Linked DNA regions of Homo sapiens: all the other regions are linked to region 3. The links are chromatin loops, found by intact Hi-C in ENCODE. Cell type or tissue: GM12878. All regions are shown on one strand. Region 1 overlaps CLEC16A (C-type lectin domain containing 16A). Region 2 overlaps CLEC16A (C-type lectin domain containing 16A). Region 3 overlaps CLEC16A (C-type lectin domain containing 16A).

The links. A loop is a pair of places that touch in the nucleus more often than their neighbours do. Peaks named below come from ENCODE experiments on the same cell type or tissue, not always from the same donor. Only the 100,000 strongest peaks of a DNase experiment are listed, where the experiment ranks them.
Region 1: a loop joins it to region 3, with 2.1 times the contacts of the local background. A loop is called at or near these places in 2 of 110 quality-filtered maps.
Region 2: a loop joins it to region 3, with 2.2 times the contacts of the local background. A loop is called at or near these places in 2 of 110 quality-filtered maps.

The regions. Positions count from the first base shown.
Region 1 is chr16:11,115,868-11,120,867 of GRCh38, reverse strand. It overlaps CLEC16A (C-type lectin domain containing 16A), which reads right to left. Exons shown (of 24, transcript NM_015226.3): 20 at 102-253. Among named protein-coding and RNA genes, the nearest start is that of SOCS1, 140 kb to the left of the region's middle. In GM12878, no CTCF peak of the experiment used is centred here; a DNase peak (open chromatin) is centred at 3,087; H3K27ac peaks cover 1,794 bases.
Region 2 is chr16:11,075,517-11,080,516 of GRCh38, reverse strand. All of the region lies in intron 19 of CLEC16A (C-type lectin domain containing 16A), which reads right to left. Among named protein-coding and RNA genes, the nearest start is that of CLEC16A, 130 kb to the right of the region's middle. In GM12878, no CTCF peak of the experiment used is centred here; DNase peaks (open chromatin) are centred at 768, 2,306 and 3,926; H3K27ac peaks cover 3,829 bases.
Region 3 is chr16:11,181,283-11,186,282 of GRCh38, reverse strand. It overlaps CLEC16A (C-type lectin domain containing 16A), which reads right to left. Exons shown (of 24, transcript NM_015226.3): 24 at 4,097-5,000. Among named protein-coding and RNA genes, the nearest start is that of SOCS1, 72 kb to the left of the region's middle. RefSeq lists enhancers at 2,792-2,921, 2,887-3,773, 3,774-4,659. In GM12878, a CTCF peak has its summit at 2,994 (motif pointing right); DNase peaks (open chromatin) are centred at 2,972 and 4,282; H3K27ac peaks cover 3,056 bases.

The sequences.
Region 1 (5,000 bases), 65 kb after region 3:
TTAATGATAAAGATGACAATTGTGTGTGGTGTGTGTGTGTGTGTGTGTGTGTGTGTTTGTAGCCAACTGAGAACAGATCCCAGAGCTCCTGGCCATCTTACCTGCAATAGGCCTGCAAACTTGACCACTCCCCAGCCAAGCCTGGACACATCAGGCTCCACCAAACTCATCTGGTAAATATCCACAGCCAGGAATCGCTGGACCATGCCGCCATCCTTGGTGATCACTGTACATGCAATCAAGTCGCTGTTATCTGGGAGGAGGAAGGTGAGAAGAGAATGAGGCACAGTCTGGCTGCCCAGGGTGATGGAGACACCAAAGCTGACTCTCATTCTATCAGGAGCAGAGCTCAGTGGTTAGAGCCCAGGCCTAGAGTCACACAGACCTAGGTCTGAGTCCCTTCTCTGACAGTTATGCCGGGAAAGTTTCTTTTCCTCTCTGGACCTCAGATCCCTCATCTGGATAATAAAGAGAATGCACACTCCCTCAAACTGCTACTAGTTAGGACTGATATAAAGCATATAAAGTACATAAAGCATCTGTCCAATGTTTACTGCATGTTAGGTGCTCAAGCCGTAGCTTAAAAACAACCAGCATGGCTGGGTGCCGTGGCTCACGCCTGCAATCCCAGCACTTTGGGAGGCCAAGGCAGGTGGATCACCTGGGGTGAAGAGTTCGAGACCAGACTGGCCAACATGGTGAAATCCTGTCTCTACTAAAACTACAAAAGATTAGCTGGGTGTGGTGGTGGGCACCTGTAATCCCAGCTACTTGGGAGGCTGAGGCAGGAGAATTGCTTGTATCTGGGAGGTGGAGGTTGCAGTGAGCCAAGATCGCGCTCTGCACTCCAACCTGGGCAATAAGAGCAAAACTCCGTCTCAAACAAAACAAAACAAAACAACACAACACAAAACAAAACAACAAAACAATCAGCAATCCAAGAAAGAAACTGAAGATGACACAAACAAATGGAGAAACATCCAACGCTCATGGATCAGAAGAAATGATATCGTTAAAGTGACCATGCTACCCAAGGCGAGCTACACATTCAATGCAATTCCTATCAAAATACCAACATCATTTTTCACAGTATTAGAAAAAAAATCCTAAAATTCATATGGCACCAAAAAAGAGCCCAAAGAGCCAGAGCACACCTGAGCAAAAAGAGCAAAGCTAGGCCAGGTGTGATGGCTCACACCTGTAATTCCAGCACTTTGGGAGTCCGAGGAGGGAGGATCGCTTCAGCTCAGGAGTTGGAGACTAGCCTGGGCAACACGGCAAAACCCCATCTCTACAAAAAATGCAAAAAATTAGTTGAGTGTGGTGGCCCACACCTGTAGTCTCAGCCACTCAGGAGGCTCAGGTGGGAGGATGGCTTGAGCCCAGGGTGGTTCAAGGCTGCAATGAGCCATGATCATGCCACTGCACTCCAGCCTGGATGACAGAGACCTGGTCTCAAAACAAACAAAAAAAGAGCAAAGCTGGAAGCATCACACTACCTGACTTCAAATTACAAGGCTGTAATAACCAACACAGCATGGTACTGGTATAAAAATAGACATATAGGCTGGGTGCTGTGGCTCATGCCTGTAATTCCAGCACTCTGGGAGGCCGAGGTGGGCAGATCACTTGACGTCACGACTTACAAGGCCAACTTGGCCAACATGGTGAAACACTGTCTCTACCAAAAAATAAAAAAAATTAGCTGAGCGTGGTGGTGTGTGCCTGTAGTCCCAGCTACTCGGGAGGCTGAGGTGGAGAATCGCTTGAACCTGAGAGGCGAAGTTGCAGTGAGCCAAGATCGCACCACAGCACTTCAGCCTGGGTGACAGAATAAGACCTTGTCTCAAAAAATAACAAAAAGAAAAACACATGGACCAACAGAACAGAATAGAGAGCCCAGAAATAAAGCCACATATTTACAGTCAAGTGATCTTCAATGAAACTGATAAGAACATACGCTGGGGAAAGAACACCATCTTCAATAAATGGTGCTGAGAAAACCGGACAGCCATACGCAGAAGAATGAAACTGGACCCCTCTTTCTCACTGTATACAAAAACCAACTCAAGATAGATTAAAGACTTAAATGTAAGACCCAGAACTATAAAAATCCTAGAAGAAAATCTGGGGAAAACTCTCTGGACATTGGTCTATGCAAAGAATGTATGACTAAGACCTCAAAAGCACAGGCAACAAAGCCAAAAATAGACAAATGGAACTTACTTAAACCAAGAACCTCAGTAACATTTCAGTGCTTCTTTAAAGACTAATGGCAGTTTACAGTTGTGATGGTTAAACTGAGTTCACCTAATTAAGTAAAGACAGTAAAGCAAGAGTCCCCTGAGCCATGACAGAATCACCAAGCCCTCAACTCAGGGTATGACAATTTAAAGCCAAGCCCTGCAGTGGATGTTGTACATGGATGGGCATTGGATGTGTACAGCACTTGGCCCTTCAGAACCAGTTTTCCCATTTGTAAAATGAGAATTAACGTCCCTTATCTTGAATTGTTTGGTGCGTTAAATGAGAAAAGGCGGGAAAAGCATGGGGTCTTGTGCATAGGAGTCCTCTGCATATGCTAGGTTCCTTCTCTTACTTGAAAGTTGTCCCCAGCTGGGTGCAGTGGTTTGTGCCTGTAATCCCAACAGTTTGGGAGGCCAAGGTGGGTGGAATGCTTGAGCCCAGGAGTTCAAGACCAGCCTGGGCAACATAGTGAGACCCTGTCTCTACAAAAAGCAGAAAAAAAATTAGCCTCACAGCTACTTAGGAGGCTGATGCGGGAGGACTGCTTGAGCCCAGGAGGTAGAGGCTGCAGTGAGCCATGAGTGTACCACTGCACTGTAGCCTAGGTGACAAAAGCGAGACCCTGTCTAAAAAAAAAGAAAAGAAAAGAAAAAGAAAGTTATCCCCAAATTCAATGTCTAATTTAATGTCTACCCTTGACTTGGAAATCACCAGGGTAACATAGGACCATTAGATCTATGGTCTACCGCTGTATGCAATCCTCTGCCACTTATGTTTTAAACAAGAGAGCTCAGTCCGGAAACAACCTAAATGTCCCCAAACAGGAGAACTATTTGAGTGCAATTTTTTCCCACCAGATGCAAAATTATATACCCATTTAAAAATTGTTTAACCGAACTGTGGACAGTGGTTACCCATGAGGAGTGAAGTGAGAATTGGGGGTAGGAGTGTGTGTGTGTGGGAGAAGTATTAAGGGGAGAACTTTCATTTTTATTCTATGTCCCACTCTACTGGGACATTATTTTAAAATGAGAAAAGTATTCAAGACATACTTTCGAACACATATAATAAGCCCAAGTTAAAAATCATGTTTTACAAATAATTGCAATGACTGTGGAAAACATTATAATTTTAAATGAAAGATGATAAAAATGTTATTACCAAGAGTTTTGTATGTTTTAAAAAAAACTATCCCTACAAAGAAATACTAGTACAGAGAAAATGTGCCAAAACATTAACAGAAGCCTCTGATTAGAAGAGGGTAGGTGAGATGTTTTGTTGTTTCTTCATAGTTTTATTAAAGTATAATTTACACGCCATAAAGTTCACCTATTTTAAGTATACAGTTTACCTATTTTAAGTATACGGTTTGAGTTTTAGTAATTTTTTTCTTTTTTTGAGCATAGTACCCAACAGTTTTTCAACCCCTGTCACCCCCCTGCCTTTGGCAGTACACAGTGTCTATCGCTGCCATCTTTATGTCCATGAGTATCCAATGTTGAGCTCCCACTTATAAGTAAGAACATGCGGTATTTGGTTTTCTGTTCCCACATCAATTCACTTAGGCTGCCAGCTGCATCCATGTTGCTTCAAAGGACACGACTTAGTTCTTTTTTATGGCTGTACACAGTATTCCATAGTGTATACGTACTACATTTTCTTCATTCAGTCCACCATTGATGGGCACCTGGGTTGACTCCATGAGTCTACTATTTTGAATAGTGCTGAGTTTTAGTATATTTATGGCTATGTATTACCACATCCCAGTTGTGGAATACTTCCATCACCCCAATAGGTTCTGTTGGGAGCACATTAACCAGATATTTGGCTCAACTTTATTAGGGGAGGAGAAGGGTAACATGGGTGGTATCAATTTTGGCCAAAGCACACGATAACAAACTGGGCTCATGCATTCTCCAAGGATTTCCCCCCTCTCCTTTTTCAGTTTTCATCCTGATCTAAAAGCACAGGTAAATTTCTCTTTCCTTTCTCGGGTAACCCCCAGCAACATATGCCTCGGTTCAATCCTCCGACAGTGTAACCTGTCTGAGATTCTGGTTTCATGTGGATGTCACCCAGTTGGTCCTCTCGGTCTTTACAGGCCTCGTGTTTCCCTCTATTCTCTCCAGCACATGACCCCCGAAGTCAGCCAGGTACCCCCACAGCAAATCCCAGCTCCAGATAGGCTTTACTGAATTTGTACCTTTTTTTTTCTTTTCTTTTTCTTTTAGACAGTCTTGCTCTGTTGCACAGGCTGGAGTACAGTGGCACAATCTCAGCTCACTGCAACCTCTGCCTCCTGGGTTCAAGTGATCCTCCTGCCTCAGCCTCCCTAATAGCTAGGATTATAGGCAAACACCACCACGCCTGGCTATTTTTTTTTTTTTATTTTTAGTAGAGACAGGGTTTCACCATGTTGGCCAGGCTGGTCTCAAACTCCTGGCCTCAAGTGATCCGCCTGCCTTGACCTCCCAAAGTGCTGGGATTAGAGGCATGAGCTACCACATCTGGCCCAGTTGTGCTTTCTTATTATCTACAGCAAGAACCTTCTTTCCTTTCCCAACAGTCCAGCCGGGTATTTGAAAATATTTTTTAAAAAACATATTTTAGGGCTGGGCACGGTGGCTCATGCCTGTAATCTCAGCACTATGGGAGGCCAAGGTGGGAGGATTGCTTGAGCCCAAGAGTTCATCCTGGGCAACATAGTGAGACCTTGTCTTTAAAAAAATTTATAATATATATGTTTTAATATA
Region 2 (5,000 bases), 110 kb after region 3:
TCCAGACACGGGCTACTGACCTGGTAGCCAAACATACCTGTGTGTCTTCACTGCAGATGCCCCCTCTGCCTGGAAGGCCCTTCCCCAGGTTGTCTGCTGCTTCACACTGGCTCAGAACAACCCTTGGCTCAAAGGCTCGGACGCCCAGAAGCAATTCTTGTCCCTGTTTACCCACCCACCCCCAGCAAGGGCCCAACTACTCTGTATTCTTCTTGATCCTGCAGTTTCCAGCAGAGCACCTGCACCCACCTGCTGAAGTGCATCACTGTGCTAGATGCCTGAAGGGAGGAGGGCTCTGTCCTGTCCTTGTGTTTCTGGTGGCTAGCACAGTGCCTACCATTCAGCAAATGATGGATGGACGCGCACGGGAGTGGGTGAGGAAACACTCAGAGTCCCTGTCTACAGTCAAGTGTGCAATCTGCAGTCTGGATCTTGTGTTTCTGGTGGGAAACAGATGGGATCTATTATGGTTACTGTGCTATGATAGGAACAAGATGCCATGATAGGAAGGGAAGCCGCTGAAGCCAGGGGCCCTGGGAGACCTCAGGAAGTGGCAACAGGGGCTGCATCAATCTAGTCTGGAACCTTCTGCTAGACACTGCTTGGGACTCACATTTCCCAGAGTCTGCCAGCATGGCTCATCAGACTGGAGGCAGCAAAGGGAAGGGGGCCCAGCAGGGAACAGTGAAAGCTGTAGATGTTCATCAGTTTTGCTGCTCTGAAGAATGCAAACCATAGCTGGGAGAGAGTCGAGTTTTATGAGAAACCAGTTAAAGGCTAAAGGTTAACCGGAGTCATTTAAATGACATGCATATTTCCTGGCTTTGCACAGCTCTGGAAAACCCCAACTGCATTTAGAAAAATGCAAAGTGTATTATAAAATTCAAAGGCCAGGGTATAGGTAGTAAAAAAAAGATAAATGCAAAAAGATAATGTGGATGTGCCAAGTTGAAAAACCAGGAAGTTGCATGCGGCTTTTCTACATGAGAATTTGGAAGGAAAAGGAAAGAAAGTCTATCTCACCTTGAACCTTGTATAAAAAATGGTGGCATCCCAGTCAGTCCAAAGGCTGGAGGGAAGATGGGATGAGAACTTTTGGCTCTTAATTATTAGCAAATGACTAAAAAGTTGTGAGGACTGGGGGAGGCCAGCTCAGCCCCAACAACTTCTGAGCCTCCATGGTCTGGCTGGCTGACTCTGGCCTGGACAGTCTCTACTCCTAAGGCATTTTTATGACTGCCTGAAACAAAACAGGCCATTTCCAAGACTGGCACTGGTTCAGAACAACCACAAGAGATAGGGATGGCTGGAGTTTCAGTGCTGCAGGGAGTTTCAAGTTCTGCAAGGGAATCTCCTGCCTAGCCCATGCAAGTGATTATACACAAGGCCAAGCACAGAATGGGTTCAGCTACCTTCTGAGCACACATGTAGCTGTGTGTGGGGCTGCAGGGCTGCAGGGCTGGGGAGCATCCAGGAGGCCCAACCTATTACGCAGGCCCTTCCTCTCAAGACAGGTGCCCAAGGCTCGAGAGGGCAAGTGATTTGTCTTCAAGTCAGGTAGAGGCACACTGTATGCAAGCTTAACTTCCACAAACTCAACTACACGGATGCAGGAAAGTGGAGAGGAGAGGGAGAGAAGCGTAAACAGCTTAAATACCACAGGCCTCTCGGGCTGCCAGACCCATGAGGGAACCTTAGGGGCAGATGGGAATCTGCCTCCCTCATGGGCTTGGCTCTTCCTGCCTATCCCTTGAGCGCCCCTCAAAGTGCCCAGCATGATTCTCCCTGGTAAAGAAACCAGGATTTCATCTGACATGGCCAACCTCTTCCTCTAAAACCTGCTCAACGACGGGGTCTACTGCAGCCCTGCAGTTCAGACTGGCTGTGCCGGACCCACTCCTCATTGAGAAATGTCATTCACCCATGAGGGATCTGTGAGGGTGACTGGGACGGCAGGTGGTTTCCACCTGAGAAACTGACTTTGGAACTTAGAGAGATGTGACTGCTGTACCATGCTACCAAAGCCAGCCTTCCTGATGGCCTCTGGCTGATTAGCAGGTGGGCAAGGAGAGTTCCTAGAGGGAACTAGAATTCATGGAAAGCAGCAAAGCAGACACTGAGTGCTGAGTTCCAGAACATTCCTCACTCTGTCTAATCCCATGGTTCTCAACACTGGCTATGCAATGGAATCCTTTAGGGAGCATTTGAAAATATAGATGTCAGGGCCCCACCCCGGAGCCAGTGACTCAGAACCTTCTGGAGTGAGGTCTGGGTACAGATTGTTTTCAAAGTCCTGCTGGGCCAGAAACCACAGGGCCTTCGCACCACCCACCCTCACGCTTGGTCACAGCTCTGTCCTGGCCTGGCCTAGGAGCAAATCAGATGCCCCTAGAGCGGTTCCCCTGTGGCAAACACATTTTCACTTCTATTTTCAGGCAGGTCAAAGTAAAAATGAAAATTTATGCTTTTACATGTCCCAAGCTCAGTATTCTGTACATTTCTCTAAACACACACACACACACACACACACACACACACACACACACACACACGTTTTTTTTTGTAGAGATGGAGTTTCACCATGTTGGCCAGGCTAGTCATAACTCCTAGCCTCAAGTGATCCGCCTGCCTCAGCCTCCCAAAGTGCTGGGATTACCGGCATGAGCCACCGCGCCTAGCCATATTCTGTACATTTCTTAAAAGTTTAGAAGTATGAACAACATTTGACATTCATTTGAAAAATCTGTCCAGGCCGCCTGCAGCACCACGCATTGTGCTGGTCACCAGCAATACAGAGACCCCTCACACCCTCCACCAGAGTTCTTAAGTCTTAAATCAGGATTTTGCTCTTTTTGTTTTTGACAGGGTCTCACGTTGTCCCCTAGGCTGAAGTGCAGTGGCTCGATCACAGCTCACTACAGCCTCAATCTCCCCAGGTTTCAAGTGATCCTCCCGCCTCAACCTCCCAAGTAGCTGAAACTACAGGCACACGCCACTACGCCTGGCTAATGTTTTTTCTTTTCTTTCTTTTTTTTTTTTTTTTTTGAGACAGAGTCTCACTCTGTCACCCAGGCTGGAGTGCAGTGGCACAATCTTGGCTCACTGTAACCTCCACCTCCCTGGTTCAAGCAATTCCCCTGCCTCAGTCTCCGGTGTAACTGGGATTACAGGCGCATGCCACCACATCCGGCTAATTTTTTTGTATTTTTAGGAGAGACAGGGTTTCACCATGTCAATCAGATTGGTCTCCAACTCCTGACTTCAGGCAATCCGCTCGCCTCAGCCTCCCAAAGTGCTGGGATTACAGGAATGAGCCACCACGCCCGACCTTTTTAGTAGAGAAAAGGTCTCTCCATGTTGCCTCGGCTGGTCTTGAACTCCTAGGCTCAAGTGATCCTCCCGCCTCAGCCTCCCAAAGTCCTGGGATTACAGGCCTAAGCCACTGTGCCCGGCCCTGCTCTTTGTTTTTAAATAGATTCTAATGATCAGTCCTTGTGATTTCAGGTGCTTCCTAAGCCTCAACTTTAACGGGGATTTAGGATTCAAGGTCACAATACTTTTCAGCGTTTCTGCCTAATCTGAATAGAACCCATCTCCCTCCTACAAGAGGGTGGGAGGAAGTGCTGCTCCATTCTTCGATTCCTGATCTCCCCAGCAGGCCCTGGGGTGGGCTGGAGAGTGTGCATTGGCTGAGGGCAGGGTGGACCTGGTCAGTGGCTGGGCCAGACTCTGGGGCAATTGGCAGGCCAGCTTCCTGGGCTGGGAGAGGTGATGTATAGGAGAGATGGCCTTCTCCTGACTTACACCTTCCTTAAAGGTCGCGCTGTCTGTCACTGGTTCAGAGATTTGTTTTGGGTGTTCTGTGGTTGATCAGATATCAGGGCCAGAAGGCAACCCTCCCCTCCTGAGGCCTGAGCAATCACCGGATCCTGTGTCAAATCTGGTGGCTGGGTTCACTGGGGAAGGTGGGCGTGTGATGCAGGGGAACCCAGCAGCTTCAGGGTGAGGAGCTGTGTGTAGGCGGAGCCCCAGACAGCTCACAGAGTGGGCTGGAGCGAGGGATGTCTTGAAACTCAACGTTAATCCTCAACCCCACTCCCCCCATGAATTCCTGTTTTCTGTGGCGGCTCTTACTGCCCTCCCCTCCCCGTCAGCCAGATGTTGTCAAGGAGGCTGGCTTTGGCAGCCCTGTGGGGCAGAGTGGGGGTTTTGGGGCACCCTGAAGCCGGTGGCCCAAGGGGGAAATCTCTTGAGCTCCGTATGACTGGGCTAGCACAGTGAGGAGCAGATGGGGGGCACACATGGCACAGTGAGCTGACACCACAATGGGAAGCCAGGACCACTGAAGGGTCTGACGTCTATTTAAAAGGATTCTACTGGCTGTTGGTGTGGAAAGGGCAGAGGAGGAAGCTGACCCCCTAGTCCCAGTTTTCTAGAATCCCCACCAGCTGCAGGGGAGCTAAAGGCAGTGAGACGGAGCTGGGTTCTCTATCTATGTGATGCTTAAGCTGGCAGGATTTGCTAAGAGCTTGGTCACAGGGATGAGAAGAAACAAGGATATTCCAAGGTTTGGCTGAATAACTAGAGTGATCATTTCTTGACAGAGGAGTAGTGGGGTTTGGATGAGAAACCCAAAAACCAGCTTCTTTGCCAGCCCTCGTCAACTGGGCTCTATCAAGACGCCAGGCACAGTGCTAAACACTGATAGGCAGCGTCTCATCCTCCTGACATCTCATCCTCCCAAGCACCTCATCCTCCCCCTGGTCAAAAAACATGCCAAGGCCAGGCGCAGGGGCTCACACCTGTAATCCCAGCACTTTGGGAGGCTGAGGCAAGAGGACCGCTTGAGCCCAGGAGTTTGAGACCAGCCAGGGCAACATAGCAAGACTCCATCTCTATAAAACATTTAAAAATTAGCTGGACATGGTAGCACATGCCTGTGGTCCCAGCTACTCTAGAGGCTAAGGTGGGAGGAGCCCTTGAGCCCCCGGGGTTCAAGG
Region 3 (5,000 bases):
CCAGTCACACTTGGAAATCATGTCATGCCGCTATCTGGGCACCCCTTAGCCCAGTCAGGCTGACACATAAACTGAATCATCACAGCTGCCTCTGAGGATCAGCTGGGGACCTTAAAAAATTCCAGGGCTCAGCTGTACCCCACAGGTGCTGGCTTTGTACCTCAGGGGGTACATGTAACTGAGGGGGCCTGGGCCTGGGCTGAAGCCTGTTTTTCTGGCTGGGCCGCTGGTGAGACCCCCTGGCTGAAATTGCATGTGCCAGGCTGGGTACAGGTGCTTGATTTACCTGCCCCCACTTCATCTACACAAGCAAGGACACTGCCAGAAAGGTTCCCATTTTACAGATGAGGAAATTGAGCCTCATGCGGTTTCACCATGTACTCAAGGCCACAGGGATGGGGAGCATTGGTGCAGGGACTTGAACCTCGTCAGCAACTCCAAAGCCTGCACTGCCACCTACTCCACCCTGCTTGAGGTCTCGCTCATCACTGAGATACCAGCAGCAGCTCGGTCTCAGCTCAGATACCTGTGGAGGGTTGGGGGACACAGAATTTCTGATGGTGGCAGAGGAAAGCCCTCAAACACTCCTACCCTTGGCAACCTGGCCCGGGCAAATTCTCCTGAAGATCTTTGGCTGGCCCTGGTAAGGCCTGGAAGACACCAGAGTGAGCACACATAGGGAGAGGCTGAAAGTTAGGGCCATGGGCATGGAGAACTGAATGGAATTCAGGCTTTAAGAATCTGGAACTGTATCCAAGAATGACTCCATCCATCAGTCCATCCATCCATCCAACATACATGCACAGAGAGCTCATGGGCCAGAGCCTGCACCCAGCTCCCACAGAACAGGTGAAAATAAAACACAGTCGTTGCCTGTGGGTGAGTCTATTGGAGAGGGAGAACTGAAATAAGAATTGCAAGGCTGGGCGCTGTGACTCACGCCTCTTGTCTTAGTGCTTTGGGAGGCTGAGGCAGGAGGACTGTTTGAGCCTAGAAGTTTGAGATCAGCCTGCACAAGTGAGACCTTCTCGCAATGAAAAAATTAATAAATTAACCAGGAGCGGCAGCATGTGCCTGTGGTCCCAGCTCTCTGGGAGGCTGAGGAAGGAGGATCGTCTGAGTCCAGGAGGTTGAAGCTGCAGTAAACTATGACCGCCCCACTGCTCTCCAGCCTTGGTGACAGAGCTTGACCCTGTCTCCAAAAAAAAAAAAAAAAGAATTCCACAGTTCGCAACACACTGTGATATGTGTGTGTCATAGTGGCATCTCTGATCTGGGATGACATTTAGGGGTACAAGGACTCAGACTTAAATACCCTAGTCCCAGAGTGAGCTGGTTCTTTTCTTCTGTCAGCATTTTTTTTTTTTTTTTTTTTGAGACAGGGTCTCACTCTGTTGCCCAAGCTGGTGTGCAATGGTGCAATCTCAGCTCACTGCAACCTCCACCTCCTGGGTTCAAGCGATTTTCCTGTTTCAGCCTCCTGAGTAGCTGGGACCACAGGCCTGGTTAATTTTTGTATTTTTAGTAGAGACGGGGTTTCACCGTGTTGGCCAGGCTGGTGTCGAACTCCTGACTTCAAGTGATCTGCCCACCTTAGCCTCCCAAAGTGCTGGGGTTATAGGCATGAGCCACCATGCCCGGCGTTTTAGCTCTTCTGATCCTATCACTGAGAAAATCTTGGTTAGGCGCCAATAGGCCTCCCCTATTAATGGCACAGGCAAGGCTGGGCCCAGAGCCTGTGGCAGGTGCTAGGACCTGGCTAAAAATTTAATGATATGGATTTGCTTGTGCTGCATTTGTTTTTATATCTTTAATTTCTGGCAAGGGTAATGGGTTGAATGGTGAGCCCTTCTAAAAAGGTGTCCATGTCCTGAATCTGGTCCCTGTGAATGTGACGTTATTTGGAAATAGGGTTTTTGCAGAGGAAATGAAGGATCTTGAGTTAAGACCACCGTCGATCAGGGCGGGCCCTAAATCCAATGACTGCTGTCCTTTCAAGAGAAAGGAGAGGGGGATTTGACACAGACACGGGGAAGAAGGTGCTGTGGGGAGAGGCAGGGACTGGAGTGATTCACTCATGGGGCGAGGAACGCCAAGTGCCGGAGCCACCGGAGCTGGGAGAGAGGCAGGAGGCAGCTTCTCCCTCTAAGCCTCCAGGAGGAGCAGCCCTGCTGGCAACTTGATTTTAGACTGGCCTGCAGAACTGTGGGAGAGTAAATATCTACTGTTTTAAGCTGCCCTGTTTGTGATCATTTGTCATGGCGGCCCTAGGAAATGAATGCTGCAGTGGTGCTGGTTTTCTGTTTCCAGCGAAAAGTCTTCCTCTTAAAAAAATTGAATTTAAAGGGCAAACCAAGAGTCAAGGAAGCAAAGCCAGGTGTGGTGGCACTTGCCTGTAGGCCCAGCTACTCAGGAGACTGAGTTGGGAGGTTTGCTTGAGTCTGGGAGATGTAGGCTGCAGCGAGCTGGGACCACACCAGTGCACTCCGGCCTGAGCAACATAGCAAGACCCCGTCTCAAAAAAAAAAAAAAAAAAAAAAGGGCAAGGAAGCGTCAGTGGAGGTGACAGGCAGGCGGCAGGCATGTGTTCAGGGGGCACGTGCTGCCCTCTGGGAGGAAGTCAGACTGAGCCAGGCAGTGTCAGGACTGCAGGGACCTGCAGAGCAGGCTGGGCCCCAAGGCAGGCGCACGGCCTGGGAGCCCAGGTGGCTGGTCTCTAAGTGGGGCAGGTAGACCCAGGGCTGGAGCAGGGCCAGCAGCCCCGGGGCCTGTGGAGGGAAGGGAAGCTTCACACTGCCCATCGGGCAGCCTTAAGTGAATCCCCAGGAAGCCCCTTCACCCCATGGGTGATTCAGAACCAACTTTCCTTTGGAGAAAAGCTCTTTAGACGTTAAGGGTTTTTTCCCAACGCCATGAAGTGCCACAGAGCAGTAGGACGTGGGGGAAGGGGGTTTCCAGCAGCTGGCTGGCCGGCAATCGGTCTTCCCCTAGAGGTCACCCGCAGGCAGGTCACTACCACCTGCCCTTGCTGGCCCCGCCCTCCGGCTAGAGTCAGGACGCTCTGGGCCTGTTGGGCATAATCACTGGACCCTGCGAGGCTTCGCTTCATGGCTACCGAGGGGAACCCTCCCGAGGCCCTGGGGAAAACACTGACAGCAGCCGGTATACGCAGGCCACTTCCAACCGCAGAGCAGGGGATATACAGACATGCTCTGGGGGCACCAGAGAAGTGGCCCCAGCCTCTCAACCAGCCCCAGGCGACCCCTGGGTTTGAACCTGGGCTGGGAATGCAAGGAGGGAGGAGCTGTCACCCAGCGGGTCTCAGACATGTAAATGCCCACGAGGCCTGAGACCCGGGTGAGGCGGGGGCATGGGAGGGCAGCTCTGCCCTGGGCAGTGGCTTCCTCCTTCTGTTGGCATAACCCCAACCCTTGGCATGCGGTGGGGGAAGGGGGTCCCTTGTTCATTCTTTCTCGACTCAACTTGGTTATCCTCTCAAGACCCAGAAGTTCCCTGCCATTTCTGGGTAGGGTTTAAGCTGGATGGTGAGATTTTGAGAACCTGTGATCCTGTTTCCAGGGATTTCAGGGTTTCACGCTGGTGGACGTTGGTGTTTCCGAGTCATGTCCACCCCCGCACTTCACCTCTGTCCTCGGTGGGGAGCCTTCCTGCTTCCCTCGGCCCAGCCTGGCAACAATGACGCTGCTCGCTACGCTTGTCCTGCGAGGTAGGGCTTGGCTGTCCAAATCCACAGATGCAGAGCCTGAGGCTTGGATGGGCAGCCACCTGCCCAACAGGGAAAAGATGCAGAATGTGGACCACGCTCCCTGTACCCGGCAGGGGTAGGGCGGGGACATTTCCTGATGGTGCCAACTGCCCCTTAGCAGTTATTCCCGGGTTGTATGAGCCCCGACAACCTCTTAGGAACCTGGGGATGGGAGGGAACCTGGTGCGGGGAGGAGGGAGAGGGAGGGGCTCCAGCCACCACACCCCTGCCAAGCAGCTGCGCCGGGATGAGGGGTCATTGGCTGGGAACCTTCCCCTGTGCCAGGCCACGGCCTCCTGCCACAGCCCCCAGGAGCAGCACGCTACATTCTTGGTAACTTTTTTTCTCTTTTATTGCCAAGTTTAAATTTACAAGGAAGTTCCAGTTTTCATTTCCACCCTCGTGTTCAGTACCCACGAAGCATGAGTCATGCTGGCGAAAGCAGGTACTTCCCTAGAGCGGTCCCGAGGCTCAGAGGCATCGAGGTTTTCTAACCCTCGGTTCTCACTGGGACAAAAATTATTTACATATTTTTAGCTCAAGGAAACATAAGGAACTCGTACAGTGTAGGCCCAATGTCAAGATGACTACATTAAATGCTTCAGATTTATTTATTGCATCTAGACAAGAAGATCAAAATCAGTTCACCCCACGCCTTTTTAAAAAACGGTGCATCTCAGAGACCTTAGAGGAATCTAGCGCGTCTGGCAGGGCTGCGCTTCTTCACCTGCCCCTTAGGTTGCTTGTGAACGCAAGTGTCTGGGTTGTGGGAGGCTGCCAAGGCTCCGGGAGAGGGACTGGGCTGGGACAGCGGCAGAGGAGGGGCTGCTCACGGAGGCCCCTCCTCCCAATCCCACGCGATGGTGAAGGCTGGCCCTTCCTGCCTGGGGGAGCGCCTCAGCTGGCCCCATCTGACCTGCTGGGACAGGTACCTTGCACGTCCAGAAAGGGACGAGCACACCTCCACAACAATATTCAAAGCCAAGGTTTGGGAGTTCCTGCGGCCAGCCCTGCTCCCTGACTTGGCAAACCCAGCCGGAGGTGCACAGGGGAAGGGTGGACCAGGGCCTGGGCCATAACTCTAAGTGCTCTCTGCAGGGACTTGGGGGGCGGGCCGGATGGGTCTGTGGGGGCTGACCTCAGACCTCTGAGGCTATGACCTGAGTGTCAGAAGCCACAGCCCCCACTGTGGGCCTTCCCACACTCCTGGCTCTTCCTCTGGATGCCAGGGGCC